Regions from separate parts of the Mus musculus genome. Here region 1 is linked to region 2. Evidence: chromatin loops called from intact Hi-C (ENCODE). Cell type or tissue: left cerebral cortex. All regions are shown on one strand. Each heading gives the region's core, and the rest is flanking DNA. Links, peaks and the distances in the headings are about the cores only. Region 1 holds the start of Twist1 (twist basic helix-loop-helix transcription factor 1). Region 2 overlaps Hdac9 (histone deacetylase 9).

Region 1 (2,906 bases), core at 244-2,743, 470 kb after region 2:
ATTCATTCACTCAAGAAGTAAGCAATCACACAACTGTCTCTTGATGATTTAAGTTTTCTACATAGATAAAGTATATATACATATATAATGTATGTATTGTTTTCATTAGCACATTGGCATTTCTCAGAAATGGAAATGAAGGAAAAGACAAAAATCCATAGTGACAAGGAAATAAAACTGGTATCACATTGCTTATTTCAGTGCTTTAGTTCGGTAAGAAGTAGGTGTTAGCAAATCTGTTCAACCTTTGCTGCCCCAAGAACTAAGGCATGGAGAGGCTGTGAGCCCTGCTGAACGCCAAGCTGTAATAATATTAGAGCTGTCTTTTAAATAGCTGGCTGTCTCCGTCAGTAGCTGGTTTATTTGAAGTTTTCACTTCTTTGTTTATATTAGTCCCCCAACTCCCTCCTAGATGCCCCTAGAGTTAAACAAACAAGTATTTACCACCAAGTTAATTCTGAGTCTTAAAAATATAGACCAAACTTTAAAGTTCTTAAAATTTTTCAATCATATTTATTTATTGCAGAAAAATAATATACAAAAGATATTTACAAAACAGTCATAAAAATATGAATGCATTTAGACACCGGATCTATTTGCATTTTACCATGGGTCATCAATAAATAAATAGAATGTTGTCTTTTGTAATTTATGTTTTTCTTTTCCTTCAGAGGAAGTATGGTTTTTAAGGAATTCACTGACTATGATTTTGCAGGCCAGTTTGATCCCAGCGTTTTTATTTCTAAAGGTGTTAAAATTCCTCTGATTGTTACCATTTTAAAATGGAGCCAGTCCACAGGGATGCCTTTCCTGTCAGTGGCTGATTGGCAAGACCTCTTGAGAATGCATGCATGAAAAATAAAAATAAAACATTCTTCGTCAAAAAGTGGGGTGGGGGGACACAAACGAGTGTTCAGACTTCTATCAGAATGCAGAGGTGTGGGGGGTCTGCTGCTGCCCCTCTGGGAATCTCTGTCCACGGGCCTGTCTCGCTTTCTCTTTTAAAAGTGTGCCCCACGCCCTGATTCTTGTGAATTTGGTCTCTGCTCTTCTAATTTCCATGAAAATCTTTGTCATATAGATTTATTTTTAGTTATCCAGCTCCAGAGTCTCTAGACTGTCCATTTTCTCCTTCTCTGGAAACAATGACATCTGCAAAAACCCAGAGGGGAAAGTCGGTTATTGAGGATGTCTCTGTGGCTGTTTTCTATGACCGCTAAGCCCTGTTATCACTACCAGCGAGAATTTTCGCTGAACAACCTGGAAGGATTTCAGCCCAAGGGCAAGAGGAAGTGGGTGGGCGGAAAGGAGGGGGTGGAATTTGGAAACAGTTGTTTTAAGAAGGGAATTTTAAAGAAGAAAGAAAGGGGTTTGGGGGATGGCGTTTTGGGCACAAGGCCCCTATGCTTGACTTTCTCAATCTTCTGTCATGCACACCCCCGCACGCGCACACACACATACACCTCTCCTGGGCACACTGGTTCTCCCCGACCCTAGGACCTGTTTCCCCTGTGGGGACTGAACTGCTTGCCAGGGATGCGGGTGGAATGAGGTGGCGGTGCCTGGCTAGGTGGAGGGCAGCGAGGAGAGTGGAGGGGGATGGGGGGGGGATACCCAGCACGGTGGCGAGGTGAACAGGGGACCCGCGGCCTGGCCCGATCGATCCCTGGAGCCGGTCCTTACCTAGGTCTCCGGCCTGCAGAGGGGGTGGGGAGCTCCGCTGCTAGTGGGACGCGGACATGGACCAGGCCCCCTCCATCCTCCAGACGGAGAAGGCGTAGCTGAGCCGCTCGTGGGCCACATAGCTGCAGCTTGCCATCTTGGAGTCCAGCTCGTCGCTCTGCAGGACCTGGTACAGGAAGTCGATGTACCTGGCCGCCAGTTTGAGGGTCTGAATCTTGCTCAGCTTGTCCGAGGGCAGCGTGGGGATGATCTTGCGCAGGGCGGCGAACGCCTCGTTCAGCGACTGCGTGCGCTGGCGCTCCCGCACGTTAGCCATGACCCGCTGGGTCTGCAGCTCCTCGTACGACTGCGGGCTCCCGCCCCCGCTGCTGCTGCCGCCGCCGCCGCCACCACCTCCGCCCGCGCCGCCGCCGCCGCCTCCGCCCGCAGATTTCTTGCCGCGCTTGCCCTGGGCCGGGCTGCCTGGCTCGTCGCCGCCTCCGATGCCCCCGCCCGTGGCCCCGCCGGGCCCCGCGCTGCCGCCCGCGCTGCGCCGACTGCTGCGTCTCTTGCGAGCCCCGCGCTTGCCGCTCGCCGGCTGCTGCCGGTCCGGCTCCTCCTCGCTGTTGCTCAGGCTGTCGTCGGCCGGAGAGACTGGCGAGCTGGACACGTCCTGCATCATCTCGCGGGCGGCGACGTGCGGCCTCGCGGAGCCGGGACGGGGGAGGGTAGAGCAGAGGAGCGGGGCGCCCTAGCCCGCCAGCTTCCCCGCGCTCGGCGCCGGCCCGGGCGGTGCGGCCCGGAGGACGCAGGGAGGCGGGATGGGGGTGGGGGGACCTCCGCGGGGAGGGCGCTGGAGGCGGGGAGGGAGGCGGGCGGGGGAGGGGACGGTGTGGAGGGCCCCGAGGTCCAAAAAGAAGGCGCCCGACGGCCGCAAGCGCGCCCCGTTCCGGCCTGGCGCAGCCGGTGCCGGTGCTGGCGAGCCCGCGAGGTGTCTGAGAGTTGGGCGCGGGCTGTGGACTTGGCGGCTCTTATACCTCCGTGCGGGCGGAAAGTTTGGGGGCAGCGGTGTCATTGGCCTGACGTGGGGAGGAGGGACTTTTCGAAGTTTTATAGGAAAGTTTCCTCTTTCCAGCCCCCCTCCCTCGCCCCCTCCCCCCTTGCTCGGGGTCTAACAATTCGTCCTGCGAACCATTCAAAACCGACCTGGCCCGAGCGGCCAGCCCCTGCGCCCGCCTCTCCCC
Region 2 (2,906 bases), core at 311-2,810:
AGATAGATAGATAGATAGATAGATAGATAGATAGATAGATAGATAGATTATATATATTCTGATATAGATTATATATATTCTAGGTCTGTAGGGAAGGTGATATCTTTAAAAGGTCATAACAAATAACCTCATATTTTTGTTATAAATGGTTTGAAGTAAATTCAGAGAATTCAGAAAACCAAATACCAGTCCATGGAAGAACAGTTTGTGGAAGTGATTTCATTTGCAACTGTGTTTCTACTCCTGAAGTTTTCCTGTGTTAGATGACCGTTCTGAAGCCTCTGTATTTTCTAGAGTCATATATGGTTATGTAGATTACCTTACTCTAATAAGAACTGTCTCTATGAGGTGGTAAAGGTCTTAGTGCTTGTTCTAGTTCAGGTAGACTTTCCCCAAATTACCTCGCACCTTACCATTTCTGTTCACTTGAGCTTTATGCTATAGCTCAGGGTAAGAACTGATTACTTCAGTAGTCTATTTATAGTGTGACAGACTTTGTGTAATAGACACGTGGGCCGTCTCTGTCTTGGTATGTTCCTGCATTTTGTAAGTACACAGGGAAGGAAACTAAAGGTTCAAGCCAACAGCATTCAGATGACTGTGGGGACTTGGTAATGTTTGTTGATAGGGAGACACAAGGAATGGAATCATCTAAAAACCTTGCTTGGTTTAGATATAAAAACCATCATGACTTTAGTTTCCTGTCTTCATATTTCAATCATTAAAAGGTGGTTGAAGCACAAACTAAATACTTTCAAGTTCCAAAAGCTGATTAACATTGCAATTTGGGGCAGTGAGTGATGACTTTGAACCTTAAAGAAATTGCACACTCTCATGTCTTTCTCTTCTCGCAAGTTACAACAGGAACTTCTAGCCATAAAACAACAGCAAGAACTCCTAGAAAAGGAGCAGAAACTGGAGCAGCAGAGGCAAGAACAGGAAGTAGAGAGGCATCGCAGAGAGCAGCAGCTTCCTCCTCTCAGAGGCAAAGATAGAGGACGAGAAAGTAAGAGGCACCAGGGTAACAGACACACTGTCTTCTGCATCTTTAGCTGACCGTCGCAAGGAACCTGATAAATAATGAAAAATAAACTTGCCAAAAATGTCCTTGTCTAATGGAAAGAATAACGTATAGACTAAAGTGCCTGTTCACATTAGCTCTGCAGAGTTTAATGAGAAATAAACACAGCATTGGCAGAGACACAGACTGGTTCATTGGGCTTTGAAAGTAAAATCGTGCTGAAGCGACCGAGTGTAAGACTGCCTGTTTACTAGTAATAAAGTAATATCTATGTGTTTTCAGTTCTTCCTTCTTTCTGCCTAGGCAGACACTGTTCTGAGCATCAGGGTGTGCCTCAGTTCTGTATTGGTGTACTTAGACTCTGGAAAGACTCAAGGCAGAGCACTTGCAAACTATCGATCCACAAGAGGGAGACAGATCCAAATGATTGCCCTCTCTCCAGGCAGTTCAGGCTCAGGCATTGCAAAGTTTAAAGTGTGGTGATTTGAACTGAAATTACCAACGAAATTTATTTGTTTAGTACTCAAATGAATTCTAAGACAATGTTGAATTTATAGACAAGAAACTTAGGAGATCATTTTAATGTATTGTAGCTATCTGCAACATTCCCCAAGATCCCTAATTTTAGAAAGATAAAATAATATTAAAAACTAGTGTTTTGTTCCTATTCATGCATCCACTTTTGTAAGTGTTGGGGATTGAACATAGAGCCCCAGAAAGAGCAAAATAAAAAAATTGGCAAGCCGTGTGCCATTAAGACAGCCCCGACTGTCAGCAGTCTTCTCTTTAGATTTAAAGACAGATTGATGATAGTTAGCTGAATTCCCTTCCTATAAAAACGATCAAAGAAATCATTGAAGGTATTTTTGAGGGAAAAAAAAAGTAACATAAGGAACAGTTAAAAGATAGACTTCTTCCACTGTCTAAAGCCTGTGTAGATTTTTTTTTCTTTTAATAGGAAAGCACCATATGCTGTGGCCAGTGATATTTCTTCATAACCTTTGTTGAGCATTCTTGAGTGGCGAGAGGAAGTAACTCACAGTCAGTGTCTGTGTCCCTGTGTGTGTGTGTTGCAGGGGCAGTGGCAAGCACAGAGGTTAAGCAGAAGCTTCAAGAATTCCTGTTGAGTAAATCAGCAACAAAAGACACTCCAACCAATGGAAAGAATCATTCCGTGGGCCGCCATCCCAAGCTCTGGTACACGTATGTTCTGTGTTTGGCTGTTCTTATCCTGGGGGGTTGAGAGCACACAAGTTCTTTCTCTCTGTCTGAACTGGGCAAAAATTCTGGGCCTGCCACTTCTCAGTTGTGTAGCCACAAGTTTCTGGAAATCTCTAAATATCAGCTTTCTTCTCCACAAAAAGGAGTACAACAGTGCCTACCTCTAGAGTTGCTAATAAGGTCTTAAGGAAAACAAACAAACAAACAAACAAACAAAAAACATTACAAAGTAAATAGGAGCAAGCAGTGCTCAGTAATGGTTAGCATTTACCACTGTGAGGGCAGAGAAGATCCTCTTCTTTGTTGAATGAACAAGTGGAATCCGGGAGGACCCAGAGATGGTTTTGAATCCTCATCTAGTACATCTGATATCAGTGCAGAATTTATAAATGTTTAGCAGATTATGGCTTTATTTCATTTCATTTGGCTTAATATAAAATGGAAACTAGAGCTATTTTGAGAAATTCAGACTGTTTTTTTTTTCTATTGTTTTTAAAGAAGAAGAGAAGGGGATGAAGGTAAGGGAGGAAGAACTATAAACAAGCCTAAGCCTTCGCTAACTCCTCCAGGCCCTCCCTGCTGTAGCTCACTTCTTTCCACCAGTGAAATAAGAGTCTGACTGCTGAGATACAGACAGACAACAAGATACATGGTGTTCTTGGAG

What was found. Hi-C counts contacts between places; a loop is a spot of excess contacts. Peaks named below come from ENCODE experiments on the same cell type or tissue, not always from the same donor. Only the 100,000 strongest peaks of a DNase experiment are listed, where the experiment ranks them.
Region 1: a loop joins it to region 2, with 2.2 times the contacts of the local background. A loop is called at or near these places in 3 of 42 quality-filtered maps.

Annotation. Positions count from the first base shown.
Region 1 is chr12:33,957,416-33,960,321 of GRCm38, reverse strand. Twist1 (twist basic helix-loop-helix transcription factor 1) reads right to left here and starts at 2,651. Exons shown (of 2, transcript NM_011658.2): 1 at 1,684-2,651; 2 at 491-1,152. The coding sequence starts at 2,344. The coding sequence ends at 1,724. In left cerebral cortex, for the core only: no CTCF peak of the experiment used is centred there; DNase peaks (open chromatin) are centred at 1,194, 1,889, 2,226, 2,666 and 1 more place; H3K4me3 peaks cover 972 bases.
Region 2 is chr12:34,431,181-34,434,086 of GRCm38, reverse strand. It overlaps Hdac9 (histone deacetylase 9), which reads left to right. Exons shown (of 28, transcript NM_001271386.1): 6 at 856-1,006; 7 at 2,098-2,224. Among named protein-coding and RNA genes, the nearest start is that of Gm51984, 220 kb to the right of the region's middle. In left cerebral cortex, for the core only: a CTCF peak has its summit at 1,434 (motif pointing right); DNase peaks (open chromatin) are centred at 507, 997, 1,414 and 2,127.